Linked DNA regions of Homo sapiens: region 1 is linked to region 2. Evidence: chromatin contacts called from ENCODE Hi-C or POLR2A ChIA-PET data. All regions are on one chromosome and are shown on one strand. The core of a region is the stretch at or near the end of the contact, and the rest is flanking DNA. Distances in the headings are between cores, read along the strand shown. Region 1 overlaps CCDC6 (coiled-coil domain containing 6). Region 2 overlaps SLC16A9 (solute carrier family 16 member 9).

Region 1 (7,678 bases), core at 2,740-5,239, 200 kb after region 2:
AAACACAAAACAAAATCACTTCCAAATACAATGAGAAAGTAAAATTTTAAAAATCTTCACAATGGCAAGAGCAAAGCACCAGAGAAAATACTAAAAACCTGTAAATCCTGTAAAAGTGTTTTCAAAAATACTTGAAAGTGTTAAGAGGGTACACAACTAAGTTCGGGTATCTATGGAATTTAGATGCCATTTCAAAGCATTTCAATGGAATAAATGGCCATATACTGTGTTTAGACAAAATTAGACAGTACCTCAGTTCCTTAGTATCTTAAGGAATAAGAAGTTACTAAAGTTCAATCCTATTTTAAGAACACCCATATTATAAACTATAGATTTATGAAAAACAAGAGTTTAGAAATTTTTCTTGAGAAACAAATAAGTATCCAGGAGTTAATTGGATGCTCATAGCCAGACCTCATTATTACAAATATGCACAAGAAGCCCTACACTTGACAGCAAAATGTCTGCATTTCCAGCTCCCCCCTTGTTTATTTCATCTACTTGAATTGGTCTGAGTTTTGATTCCATTTATCCAAGCACTCCTCTTCACCTTCCTTCCCTTTCCTTTCTTGAATACTGTCAGGCTGGATACTGCAAGGGAAAACTCGCCATTTATATCAGCCAGTTTCACAATCTATCCCATGAAACCAAATGAGAAGGAATTCACAGCTGCAGTTTACGGATAAGGCTATGTAGCAAAACAGGGGTGCCAGAAATCAGAAGGTTCAATGCCCTGTTAGACAAGAAAATTAGAAAAGTATGTTCTGGTCAAGTCACATCCCAATCCATGTGAAAAGATTCAGGAGTCTAAGGTGACCCAGAATGTGACACACAAACCCCTACCCCTTCACAACCAATCATAACATTCAGCTTGCCAAAGTATCAAGTCTTCTACTCACACCCTGCCTTAAAAAGAGTCATAATGAGAGATTTCAGTGCCTCCATGGGGCATCCCAATGAAGTTTTTTTGGATGAAGAGCCCCCTTTCAGAAAATTTTTTTTCATAGGCAAGGAATTATTTAACAATTATGACTATTCATTTAGGCCAAGCCATAAGGGAAAGGAAAGGAAAAGATGCAGTTTGTGTGCTTGGAGGGAAGGGATATCTTCTTGGCCACCTCAAATCCATTTGAGAAGCAGGTACCGTATAAATTAGCAGTTATCATCTCACTGAGAGATCCAACAATTATTTCACAAGGGACCATTAAGAAATTTGGGTCACTATTATGATCATCCTCATTCAACAGGTAAGGAGTGAAGGGTCAAGTGTGATTACGCAATTGCCAAAGGTCCACATGACTTGACAAGGATTACCTAAAACCTTCAAAAGCAGTCCACACAAGGCAACCCCAGTCACTTAAGAAACCTGAAAACAAGGATCTAAAGGGTAATGTTCTAAATATACTTCCTGTTCAGAACACTTACTTAGTATCTTAAAGAATAAGAAGTTACTGAAGTTCAATCCCATTTTAAGAACACCCATATTATAAACTATAGATTTATGAAAAATAAGAGTCTAGAAATTTTTCTTGAGAAACAAATAAGTATCCAGGAGTTAATCAGATGCTCACAGCCAGACCTCATTATTACAAACTAATCTGACACAGCTAACTCACATCATTCTACTGTAGGAAGGACACAAGCAATCTCATTAAACATCTACACCAAACAAGGTCACTCTGAGACGATGACAAAGTGAGACAAAACAAGATCACTGTGAAACCCACAAAATACAAACATATCCCATCTCGGCAAAATTGAGTAACCACTACTTCTTTACTAATTACAGCTGTAGCCTGGCTCTAATCTGCCTTCCCTAAAGGTACTGAGATACCCAATCACAGAATCGCTCCCACTTTCTGAAAACACCCAATCTAAAAAGAACCTTTGCTTCCCTGCTTCCATCAACCCTTCCCAATATTACTCAACCAAAGCCCCAAGTTTCCAATAGGTTCTTTCTAACACCCCTTTCTGCTCTTTAATGTGTTTTCCCCTCAATGCAATGAACGATAAACCCAAGCTTGTTCAATATGTGCCTAGAGGTCTTTGAGGGCACAAATGATTCATCATTTTACCAATTTCCCTTTTCTTTCACCATCAGGCTCCCTCATACATTTACATTTTGATAAAACCGAATTTAACTTCATCTGCAAATAAACTTTTCAGGATCCTAGCTATTGCATAGAAGCATGCTACATCTATAAGAGAAAATGTCTCTGGCAGAGGCTCTGAGTGCATCAATATTTTTAATCCATTCTTTAAAAAATACCGAAGACATTTCCTTCTTAATATACAGAGAATCCTCTATACCAAGAACTCTGAAAACCAGGTAGCTTTTTCTTCTAATGCTCAAAGCATGGCAGACCACGATGACACCGAGAGGACCACATTTTCCAATTTTACAAGTTCTGAAAATACCAACTGTACACTCAGGGGACTTTACAGCCCTATAGTAACAAATGGTTTTGCCCTATAGTAACAAATGGTTTTTCTGGACACTCTAGGTTCTAAGACCCAATCTCAGACGGGAAGAGACCAACAATATAGATAAATCCCACAGACATAATGCTGGGAGAAAGACATTAAACACTTAAAAAGTACACACTGTCTAATTCCAGTTAAGCAGAGTTCAAACTCCACATAGTGGCTACCCTTGGAGGGATAATGGCCGGAAGGGGGCACAGTGGAGTCCAGGTATTAGTAATATTCTGTTTCGTGATCTGGGTGCAAGTTACACATGTGCCTTCAATCTGTGAAAATGAATCAAAATGTACACTTACCATATGTGTATAAGTTATACTCCAAAAAAAGTTTTTAAAAGGAAAAGATAAAGTGGTAGCATGTCACAGAGCAGCCTCCACTTAACTGAGGCTCTGAAAGTGGCATATGTCCACTATTTAGGCCAGTTCCTTAACCTCTCTGAGACACATCTTCCATCTGTAAATGAGGATAACTCTTATACTCACAGGCTCCTTTTGAGAGTTATGTGAGTTACTGCTTGTATTTAGCCTGGTGCACAGAGGATGGTGGTTCAAACCACTGATGTCCTGCTATCCAGTCTCTGCCCAGTGCCACCTCTGTGCAACTCAGGAAGGAACGATCAGTTCTGACATGATCAGAGATGACTACCTTTCTATAATCTGGCAGAGCAGAGCGTTGTCTGCCCGACCCCCTGCTGCACTCCCTTTATCTCCTCCTTCCCCAACCAAAGCCCTTCAGCCCCGCCCAGCAGGTCCCAACAGTCTCCTCAGCCATGTGCCTTCTGACTAAATCCACATCTTCCACCATAATAGCCATCTTCAACCAATATCTTGTCTACTGTTTTCACTGTATTATCACAGATGTCACCACTTCCTACCACTCACCACTGTTCCTGGGCCCCTGATACTGACAGTCACCCCAGCCCAGAGAATGAGAGGTCCAGGGCAATCCCCGAGAAGTGGGTGTGAGCCAGAGTGTGATGTGTCCTGTAAGACTTCAGAATGGTTTTAAGATGAACATCCCGGCAGCACATTCATAAGAAAAAAAGAAACTGTTGGGGCTTCACATGGGGGAAATTCCACCTTCTTTATCTTGGTGTCCCAGAAGGGGCATAACGAGGTGAGACAATTATGCCCCTTTCCTCTCTTAGGGATCAGCTGAGGGCCTACTAAAATTTCAGATTCATTTTGGGCTAATTTTTAATACATGAATTCATTCTAAAATTCACTGGGGGGTTCTTGCATAAATGTGTAAGATTTTAAAGGGAGAGGAGGCATGGATGGCCAGAGGAGAAAAAAAGTCCAATATTCAAATGAAGCCAAAAGTTGAAATTACACACATGCTGATCAACAGGTAGTATGCATTTTGAAAACTTCGCTGAACATCCTGGCTGCCTAAGCAGTTTTTGTTGCCCCAAAACTGAGGAGCTCTACTTGGTATTAAGACCAAAGAAAACAATTTTCTTGTGAGAGTCCCCATGAAGGGGACAATGTGTGATAGGGTAGACGTAACCTCAAAAATATCCTCACTCCACGTTCCTGTCCCTGGGAGGGGCACACTGAATACTTACGAATACTTAGGAATGAAGTGCTCTTGTATCCAAAACCTGCTTTCAGATGGTTGGGCAAAAGGGAACAGAAACAGAGAGGGAAGGAGAGGGAGGGAGAAGGAAAGCTGGGGAGAAGGAAAGGAAAGCCGCGGGGAGAAGGAAAGGAAAGCCAGGGGGAGAAGGAAAGGAAAGCCGCGGGGAGAAGGAAAGGAAAGCCGGGGGGAGAAGGAAAGGAAAGCCGGGGGGAGAAGGAAAGGAAAGCCGCGGGGAGAAGGAAAGGAAAGCCGGCGGGATGAAGGAATATGAAATGCCGGGGGGAGAAGGAAAGGTAAAGCCGCGGGGAGTAAGGAAAGGAAAGTCCGGGGTAGTAAGGAAAGGTAAAGCCGGGGGGATGAATGGAAAGGTAATGCTCGGCGGGAGAATGGAAAGGAAAGCCGGGGGGAGAAGGAAAGGAAAGCCGGCGGGAGAAGGAAAGGAAAGCCGCGGGGAGAAGGAAAGGAAAGCCGCGGGGAGAAGGAAAGGAAAGCCAGGGGGAGAAGGAAAGGAAAGCCAGGGGGAGAAGGAAAGGAAAGCCGGCGGGAGAAGGAAAGGAAAGCCAGGGGGAGAAGGAAAGGAAAGCCGGGGGGAGAAGGAAAGGAAAGCCAGGGGGAGAAGGAAAGGAAAGCCGCGGGGAGAAGGAAAGGAAAGCCGCGGGGAGAAGGAAAGGAAAGCCGCGGGGAGAAGGAAAGGAAAGCCGGCGGGAGAAGGAAAGCCAGGGAGAAGTGGTGACATGGAAGTGGTAACCTTAAACATTAGTGAAACTGGCCAGGAGCAGTGGCTCACGCCTGTAATCCCAACAGTTTGGGAGGCCGAGGCAGGCGGATTATGAGGTTAGGAGATCGAGACCATTCTGGGTAACACAGTGAAACCCCGCCTCTAGTAAAAACACAAAAAATTAGCCGGGCGTGGTGGCGCGCACCTGTAATCCCAGCTACTCAGCAGGCTGAGGCAGGAGAATCGCTTGAACCCGGGAGGCGGAGGTTGCAGTGAGCAGAGATCGCGCCACTGCACTCCAGCCTGGGCGACAGAGCAAGACTCTGCCTCAAAAAAAAAAATTAGTAAAATTAGGTGAGGGGTGTAAGGGTGTTTACCGTATTGATCGACTTTAACTGAAAAAAAAAGGTTTAATTCAGTAGGAAAAAGAAAAAAATGATATATTCGTACCCCCGAAACACAGTGAGTCCCAGGGACTTGGAAGGGTCCTATCAACTGGGTCCATTGCCCACTGTGGTCTCTCCAGTCTCTGTTCCATCAATGGACTCTGAGTCTTAGTCTTTGAGTTAAATACCATGTGTCTTTGCAATAAGCAGACAACACTGTCAGTTACGAAAAGGACTAAAGTATAGCAATGAGTGAAATGTGATACTGGAAGCTATGGGACAGGGAACAAGGAAAGGAAATAAACTCTCCCTTTTATGACCTCCAAGTGAAATGATGGTATCAATACCTTGCAAAGGTATTGCAGAATCAAAAACTAAGACGTACTCCGATGTCCCTGATGAGCCAACTGTCACACTTGATACAAGAAGCAATGCTAATACCATTCATGGCAGCCATCATCTCCCTCTCGCACTGTATTTAGAAGTCTAGACTTTTTCTTCTCTTTGCTCTTTTCAATTCTATCAGCTGAACTTATGTCAGCACAGGCTGATGACAGGGAAAAACTTAATGAATCACAAAGTTTTACTGGAAGGTTACTCAAAATTATAAATCCTATCCAACTGGACCATAATATTAAAAGTTTATATTCTTTTTGTTGGTTTCACGTACACAAATTGGAGTCAACTCAACTGATTATTTAATGAGGAAACACACTTTCCTCTAAAACTCCCTAAACTATATTTGAGAACAGAGGGCTAAGATCCCTATCACATATACTGATGGTGATCAGGGTAGAGCCTGCTTTAAGAAACTCTGTATGCAGTATAAACTGGATAAAGTTTAATGTATTGTTGTCAGAGTTCAAAACCCTCAAGTTTGACAGAAAGCCTCAAACTTTGAACAAATTTCCCAACATTTTCTAGCATTTTTACAAAGACCACCACCTTCTTATGTGACTTGAGAGAGTGACCCATACAAACAGGAGACATGTCTTTAATGGGCTCCAAAAACAGTTTTAAACTCCTAACATCAACCAATCTGTAGATTCTTACTAAGAGAAGCATTTGGTACTAAAAGCCATATTATCTCTGTTCTCTCACTTACTTCTAAGCCAATTAAGCAAAAGAGGAGTTTAATGTTAAGAAAGTTGACTAAGTTTCAGGAAAAAAATAAAGGTAAGTAACATGGCAATTTGTTCTAAGTAAAAGCAACCCCTTCAAAACAAACAAAAAAATAAGATGTTCCCTGCTACAGGACCAAAAAAAGAAGGCAAGAATATAAAAAGAAAGGATTTCAGGTCGAGACAGCGACGACAATAAGCAAAAGATGACTTACTGCTGCCCAAGTGAATACAAACAAAATTTCAAAAGCACATACTCTAAAAACTGGCAACTCTACTCCTAGATTATCCTACAGATAATAAAAACCATTGCTAAGACTTGTTAAAAACATTGTTAAAAGAATGTTTCCTTTAACTTGCTTTATAGAAAGAAGGAGACTGAAAACAATCAACAGAGGAAGAGTTAAAGAGAGTGCGCCCAGTTCCCAGAATACTTTACAGCAAGCCCTTGAAAAGAATGGGGCAATTCTATACCCAGTGCTGGGGATAAAACTCATGAGATGTGTAAAGTAGAAAAAAAAAATCAAGATATAGAACAGCATGTACAATGTGCTCCCATCGCTGGGTATCCTTTTAAGAGGACAATATAGGCACACACTTGTATTTGCATAATATGTATCCAGAAAAACACTTAGGGCATAAGGTGGCCCGGTGCAGTGGGTCATGCCTATAATCCCAGCACTTTGGGAGGCCGAGGCGGGCAGATCACTTGAAGTCAGGAATTTGAGACCAGCCTGGCCAACATGGTGAAACCCCATCTCTACTAAAAATACAAAAATTAGCCAGGCATGGTGACACACGCCTGTAGTCCCAGCTGCTTGGGAGGCTGAGGAAGGAGAACTGCTTGAACCCGGGAGACAGAGGTTGCAGTGAGTTGAGATCGTGCCACCGCACTCCAGCCTGGGTGACAGAGCGAGACTCCGTAACAACAACAACAACAGAAAGAAAGGAAAGAAAGGAAGGAAGGAAGGAAGAAAAGAAAAGGAGAAAAGGAAAGAAAGGACAGAGAATACGTGTGAATCAGGGAAAGGAAGAGCGAAATCTAGTTTGGATACATTTGTTATATCTACAATACTTCCATCTTCATTCTTTTTTCAATACCCCAGCCATGTCAGGAGGTTTGCTTAACAAGCAGTAAATTATTTTGCCACATCTAGATTTTAAAACACCAAGGCTGTTGGCAAAAACACATCCTAATGAAAAACTGTAAGAGAATGGATTAAAGTACCATTTTTGCAGGTCAAATTTATTCAACTAAAGAAAGTTCTAGACTGGCATGGTCCCCCGAATTTAAAAACCTACTCCTAATTTAAAAGCACATATGCCAACATTACCCCTTGAATTAAATTCAAGGAATAATTCAAGTCTAATTCAAGAGTGGTCTAATG
Region 2 (7,602 bases), core at 3,262-5,761:
CATTTTCAGGCCCTCTTGTGTGAGTCAGCGCAGAAGAGGAGACTGATACATTTGCATGACAAATAGAGGGAAATATTCTGTGCCAGTATTTTAAAAGGAAAATCCATTTGAAAGACCAAATTTATCATCCAATAGTTGGGCTGTCTGTACACCCAATGAGAAATACTTAGATACTTCAAAAATAGAAACAGTTTTAAGAGTCTAATTTTACAAATGAATGTCTGACAGCATAAGGCATGACCCTTCTCTGTTGTTACCAAACTACATTGACATTGAGTTTCAGTGTTCACAAATTTTACAACACATTGGAATTGAAACACACAGAGATTATTCCTGGCATACTTGAAAAGTTTCAAGTTTCATCCTCAAAATAGGACTTTATGCTCTTTAATGCATGCTAATTCCATGAGGAAGCCTCAGAGCCTGGGAGTGTGGGGGCAAGATGGAGGAGTAATAATTTTCATAACATGTACAACCAAAGCCACTGCTGTATGAAATATACAGCATTGTTATCAACTATGTGATAAATTCTTAAGTCACTTTTTTTGCCTAACAAATGATTTTTTTTGAAGAACAATTTAAGCATTAGGAAAAAATGAACAGAAATTCTCTTACAGTGGAAACAGCAAATGGAAACAGGGTTTAAAATTCTCTACTTTCACATTGCCATCTGCTGCTGATTTAGAGAAATATATCATTAGGTCAGAGATTAAAGACAAAAAATTTTAGAGCTGAAATTTTGGAAGTTGAAAACGGTCTAAACACCTCAATTTAAAAATGGTGAAACTGGAACTCAGAAAGATCATGTGATTTGACCAAGAGTCCATAGCTAGCCAATGACAGGTCTAAGGCCAAAGTCAGACCAGCATTCTCCCTGATTGAGAAATAGTTCAATTGGGATCTTAATTTTTTCCTAGAAATCAAATTACTAGTAAAGAACATCAAGGTACTGTTAGAGTAGGTAGTTAGGCAGACATGAGCAGGGCAGGAGAGCCCTCGCCTCACCCAGGAATTTCCAGTAACCATCAGGTGATGGTCAGATGTTTATTAAACTGTTTTTCTGAAATGATAATTGGCCACAGCCAACACCAGGGGAAGAGAGTCTCCCAGTAGACAGAAAACACCTGGAGCTGGTGATCAGCAGCTTCCCAATAAGATCTCAGGAGTTGGACAAGTGGACTCTGGCATGCTCACTAAGAGGCAAAATGGTGGATGTACGACCTTCCTCTGGGGGCATTTGACTGGTAAAGGAAAACTGCCCCTACGGAGCATGAGCACAGCCTCAGTAAACACACTATGCACGTGGTCACCCTCCCAAATGACCAACACTGCCTATGCAGCAGTTGAGCAACAGCCAACCATAAGGAAAGAATCAAGAGAGAAGGAAAAACCCCAGAACCATGCCAACTTGTAAAACCCCAAGTCAAGGACTGAATGGGGCACCTGAATCTCTCAAGTTGCCCACATGGCCCTCTTCCAAGTGTAAATACTTCCTTTCACTCCTGCTCTAAAATTTTTTAATAAACTCTCACTCCGGCTCTAAAACTTGCCTTGGTCTCTTTCTCTGCTTTAAACCCACTTCTGCCCCCTGGCGGAATTCTTTCCTCCAAGGAAGCAAGGATCAAGTCTGATGCAGACCTGTATGGATTCACCACTGGTAATGGTACTTTTGTTAATGTCTTATAGATAACATAGCTTTATGAACTTATGTTAGATGAAAACATAAAATTTATAATCACTTGGTGTTCAATAGTTTAGAGCAAAATTATTTTACCCTTATCCTTAGAACCTGGGTTTATTTATAGATTCTATTCACATAGATTTAAAACACAATAGCCTCATATTTCAGCAATAACAAGACAAAATGTATCAAAGTGACCATCAAGTCACATCTGCAAAATGTGATATATTTATGTATTTAGCTCTTTGTAGTAACTGTGCAAGGCCTCAAGATGATAAACCATCTATTATTCCTCAGCACTGGATGAGTTTCAAGAGACAGATTAAATCAAAGGGCTACTTTCAGGAGATTTCTTACAATGCAAAGTGAAAACTCTGCAGAAGGGAACTTTGGAACAAAAGTTAGTTTACCTGTGACATGAACCAGTGATTCCACACCTTTGAACCTGAACAATTTTAGGGAAAAAAGGGGGGGAAAAAGGGGCAAGGGTTCCTAATGTTTTATTTTCACAAGATACTTTAAAAATATAATAACTGGCCAGGCATGGTGGCTCAAGCCTGTAATCCCAGCACTTTGTGAGGCCAAGGCAGGTGGAACACCTGAGGTCAGGAGTTCAAGACCAGGTTGGCCAACATGGCGAAACCCTGCCTCTACTAAAAATACAAAAATTAGCCAGGTGTGATGACACATGCCTGTAATCCCAGCTACTCGGTAGGCTGAGGCAGGAGAATTGCATGAACCGGGAAGGTGGAGGTTGCAGTGAGCTGGGATCACGCCACTGTGCTCCAGCCTGGGCAATGAGCAAAACTCTTGTCTCAAAAAAAAAAAAAAAAAAAGTAATAACCATCTATTATTACTACTGCTTAATTAGAGAAGAAGAAATGTTTAAATAAGCTAATAGTGAGAAGGATGTAATTTTGGAATAAAATGCAAGACAGTAAGAAGATAATAGGAACTTCACACACACACACACACTCATACATTTCCTCTATCATTGCCTTTATATTCATTTTGCCTTTGGTGAAAGTTTTTCCCGAACTTACCACTGCCTGCATATTAGTGTTCAAGAGCCAATATTATTGTTGTCAGTATTGGTGTTTAGAAGCCACTATTGCCTCAGCCTCCCAAGTTACCACCACTCCTGGCTAATTAAAAAAAAAAAAATTATAGAGACAGGGTCTCATTATGTTGCCCAGACTGGTCTTAAACTCCTGGTCTCAAGTGATCCTCCTGCCTCAGCCTCCCAAAGCTCTAAGTATTATAGGCATGAGCCACTACACCCAGCGCAGTGTGTATTTATTATACCTATAGCTCATCTAAACTGGAATAAGCCACATTTCAGGTGCCCAGTAGCCACATGTGCCCACCCTACTGGACAGCACAGTACTAGAATCTCATATCATGTTAGAAAAGGACACAGAGAAATCAAACACAATCCAGGACTCAGACAAGAGGCAAAACAAACTCGCATCAAGGTTTAAAATAAAACCCAAGGCCAAAAGCACCAAAAGAAAGGTTCAGACGGCTTGTTTGGGGATTTCATAAGAGGAAGAAAAACCAAGGCCACAGAACTAAGCCTTGAACTAGGCTGCGAAGTATGGTTATGTCAACAAAAGGGATGAACATCTATTCTAAATGGAGGGAACAGAAACATAACGTGATTTTTCAGTTTTTAATTTATTATAGGATAGTTTTGGGAATGAAATTATTCCCTTTAGGAAATAAACTCAACCTCCACGCACTTTTTTTTTTAAGTTTAGCTACTTTTATTATTATTTTTTTAATTTATTATTATTATACTTTAAGTTTTAGGGTACATGTGCACAATGTGCAGGTTAGTTACATATGTATACATGTGCCATGCTGGTGCGCTGCACCCACTAACTCGCCCTCTAGCATTAGGTATATCTCCCAATGCTATCCCTCCCCCCTCCCCCCACCCCACAACAGTCCCCAGAGTGTGATGTTCCCCTTCCTGTGTCACACTTCTTTTTCCTAAAAAGTTTCAGAGAGTCCCAGGAGTAGAAGGATGGCCAGGTCTGCTGCAGTGAATACATAAGTTGGCTGATGCTACAGTGAGAAACAGAATATAGTAGTAACCAGGTTATGGACCTGCCATGCAGCAAGGATTTCCTAACAGAGTGGATCAGTTGGGCCTGTGAAGGTCCTACCTTTCCATCTAAAATTCAGGGAGCCCAAGGTGTGAGCTCCTCCAAATTGCAGGTTCCTCAATCCTTGCTCCAGCAAAGACTGTAAATCTCAAGTTCATCTCCTTGAGAAAGAAAAAGGCACTAAGGAGCCACACCCACTCAAATTGTTGATCTCATATACCCTGACTGCCTTTCATTTTAGTGGGTTTGGTGGTATTTAGAGATGGCAGAAAGCTTAACCAAAACCTGGTCTTTATTCCTACCAATCTTTTTTTTTTCTTTTTCTTTTTCTTTTTTTTGAGACGGAGTCTCGCTCTGTCGCCCAGGCCGGACTGCGGACTGCAGTGGCGCAATCTCGGCTCACTGCAAGCTCCGCTTCCCGGGTTCACGCCATTCTCCTGCCTCAGCCTCCCGAGTAGCTGGGACTACAGGCGCCCGCCACCGCGCCCGGCTAATTTTTTGTATTTTTAGTAGAGACGGGTTTTCACCTTGTTAGCCAGGATGGTCTCGATCTCCTGACCTCATGATCCACCCGCCTCGGCCTCCCAAAGTGCTGGGATTACAGGCGTGAGCCACCGCGCCCGGCCACCAATCTTAAAACTGCCTAGCACACTGGGAACCTGCCAATGCAACAGAATCCTTGAGAGAAGCAGGAATTCAGTACTCCTTGAAGGAGTTAACAGTGCTTAGGGGTAATGCCCAAACCCAGCTCTGCCAGCACTCATAACTCATTCAGCAAGTGGGCCTGGCCATACTGACTCATTATATTAACATGGTGATGCGTTTACTGACTCGTATTATGAGTTTGAACACCTTTGGAGGAAGTGAAGACAAAAGGGAGAGGGCAAGGACTCTCAAATCTGCTTTGAGTACAAAACTGCAGACTAGATCTCCGTGCTATTTCCTGCTGTTTCAGCACTTGGGTAGTGTGAGAAACAGAACCACCGTTTCCTTGAATTTGGAGAACAATATCTAGCCAAAGGGTGTGTTAGCTCATCTTAAAACAATGCAAGGCCATGATAGCTCTCTAGTTCAGTTACCTTCCATTCTTCCCATATCAGTCAAGTTTCAACCAGAAAAACAAAACCAGTAGGAAGCATATATTAAGACATTTGTTGCAAGGAATTGGCTTACACGTTTGAAACAACCATACTAGGCAGCCAGACAATACCTGCCTAGCTAACCAAGTCAAAAATTTGCAGAGGAGGCCATTAGGAAGGGCATGTTGGAACTCTCAGGGATAGGCTGCAGCTACAATTACAAGCAGAATTTCTTCTTTTGGGAAAGCTCATTTCTGCTCTTAAAGCCTTTCAACAATTGAGCCAAATCCATCTAGATTTTCTAGGATAAGCTACCTTATTTAAAGTTAAGTGACTATGCACTTTATTCACATCTACAAAATAACTTCCCAGCAACACCTAGATTGGTGTTTGAACAACTGGAGAATGTAACCTAGCCAAGTTGAAACATAAAACTGACCGTCACACCTCCCAACACAATCCCTCCTTTCCAGCCAAATTTACTCCATGAGAACACAGCCTCTGCAGTACCAAATCCAGGCCTCTGCATAAAGGTAATTTGCATGGACTTCCCTCTCCCTGTCTATCTGCCTATGAAAGTCCATCTTCCTATCTGGCCCATCTCAATAGCTTCCTCAAAGGCTATCCCTCTAAAACCTCAGAGATTGTTTTGCCATTGCTATTCTCCTTGATATTTGTGAATTCTCAAATTATTAGTTACCTTTTTTTTCTGTCTCTTCCCTGAGACTACAAACCTTTTAGAAACATGGATGGTGTTTTCTATATTGGCATCCCTAGCTCAGAGACCCTAGGAATATATGTAATGAGGATGAGCTCATTCACAATGTATAACCCAGGAGGGTAGGATCCTTCCTACCCAGCTTTATTCATCCCAGGGATTATCTGGACAAACAAAGAATTCAAGCAAGGGGAAGAAGTATTTTCTTCTCAATTATTTAAGTCTCAAGGAAAAGGAATTAGGAATTAAGATTATAAAGAGTATAAAGTCCAGAATTTCATGTCTTTTCACAGTTGTAATATGCTATTATGAGCTACTGTCCAAATCTAGGTTTGCCAAAGCCCAGGAGTAGGACTTTATGTTTCACATGCTTAGGCACAATCTTGGCAAGGTTCCAGCTCCCTCTGCCACCCATCCTTCCAAGAACTGTCTTCATCTTTCATCCTGAATGGTCCCTTTCTTTTGCAGGTTTTACAGACAATTTACTTTTCATAATTTACACGGCATGAGTAGTGCCACACACAAGAAGAAATCTACAATAGTTCTCTTTATTTTAAAAATGTCAAAGCAAATCATATATCAGAGAGTTATCAAAAAGTGAAAGATTAAAATTTAAATATAGAGGGCTTAAGCCAGTGGTAGTTCCTAACTAAAAATCACTTTGGGGACTTTAAAAAATTCATGAGGCCAGGCACAGTAGCTTATGCCTGTAATCCCAACACTTTGGGAGGCTGAGGCAGGAGAATCCCTTGAGCCCAGGAGTTTGAGACCAGCCTGGGCCACATGGTGAGACCTTGTTTCTACAAAAAATAAGAAAAAAATAGTTGGGCATGGTGGCATGCACCTGTAGTCCCAGCTACTCAAGAGGCTGAGTTGGGAGGATCACTTGAACCCGGGAGGTCGAGGTTGCAGTGAGCCAATATAGCACCACTGCACTCCAGCATGGGTGACAGAGCAAGACCCAATCTCAAATAATAATAATAATAACAATAATAATTCATGAATCTAGGCCCCATCATGGACCAAATGAATTAGACTGTCTGCGTGTCAAATCCACGCAATTATATGCTGAAATGGTCCCATAGATGATCCTAATTATCTCCCTGGCTAAGAACCACTGATAACCATTTGAGTCACCAACATGAAAATACTTATTCCACTTCCAAGGTACTAATGATCCACTTGTTTCTCTGTAGAGCAAAGTTGTCATAAAGCTGATGGTCAGTGTGACTTGCACACTGCCAGACACTGCTTGCTAATACTATATAAACACTGTTTCAGGGTTTGCATCTTAATTTATGCTATGAGGAACCCAAAGAGGATAACATCAAATACAATATGTTCAATGGAGCCAGCTATGCTGAAACTTGTACACAATATCTAAAGTATATATATATGTATATGTATATGTATATGTATATGATGTATATGTATATGTGTATGTGTATGTGTATGTATATGTATATGTATATGTATATGTATATGTATATGTATATGATGTATATGTATATGTGTATGTGTATGTGTATGTATATGTATATGTATATGATGTATATGTATATGTGTATGTGTATGTATATGTATATGTATATGTATATGTATATGTATATGATGTATATGTATATGTGTATGTGTATGTATATGTATATGATGTATATGTATATGTATATGTATATGTATATATATATGTATATGTATATGTATATGATGTATATGTATATGTATATGATGTATATGTATATGTATATGATGTATATGTATATGTATATGATGTATATGTATATGTATATGTATATGTATATATGATGTATATGTATATGTATATGATGTATATGTATATGTATATGTATATGTATATGTATATGTATATATACACACACGCAGGCGTAAGTTGTAGCTATTTAGCCATCCTTTTTTTTTCCCCACCACTTTTCATTCTTGAATTATTTGCCCTCATTTTTCTATGCTCATCTTTAAAAGCTTTGCTCACCAGGTGCAACTGCTTCCTCATCT

Evidence for each region. Hi-C counts contacts between places; a loop is a spot of excess contacts on that map. ChIA-PET counts read pairs that join two places held with the same protein, here RNA polymerase II (POLR2A). Pooled maps may share reads with other maps.
Region 1: a pooled map shows a loop between it and region 2 (7-fold over the local background). The contact joins two enhancer-like sites. A Hi-C loop is called at or near these places in 3 of 37 single-sample maps with no recorded cell type and 6 of 50 pooled maps. POLR2A ChIA-PET finds 5 or more read pairs at or near these places in 2 of 52 experiments (both activated T-cell).

Annotation. Positions count from the first base shown.
Region 1 is chr10:59,877,847-59,885,524 of GRCh38, forward strand. The region is part of intron 1 of CCDC6 (coiled-coil domain containing 6); the gene reads right to left. Among named protein-coding and RNA genes, the nearest start is that of CCDC6, 25 kb to the right of the region's middle. RefSeq lists enhancers at 3,188-3,237, 3,468-3,617. Within about 2 kb of position 3,990, at least 2 of the 41 ENCODE cell types and tissues checked have a DNase peak (open chromatin) inside an H3K27ac peak, as active enhancers do.
Region 2 is chr10:59,674,425-59,682,026 of GRCh38, forward strand. The region is part of intron 2 of SLC16A9 (solute carrier family 16 member 9); the gene reads right to left. Among named protein-coding and RNA genes, the nearest start is that of SLC16A9, 32 kb to the right of the region's middle. Within about 2 kb of position 4,512, at least 2 of the 41 ENCODE cell types and tissues checked have a DNase peak (open chromatin) inside an H3K27ac peak, as active enhancers do.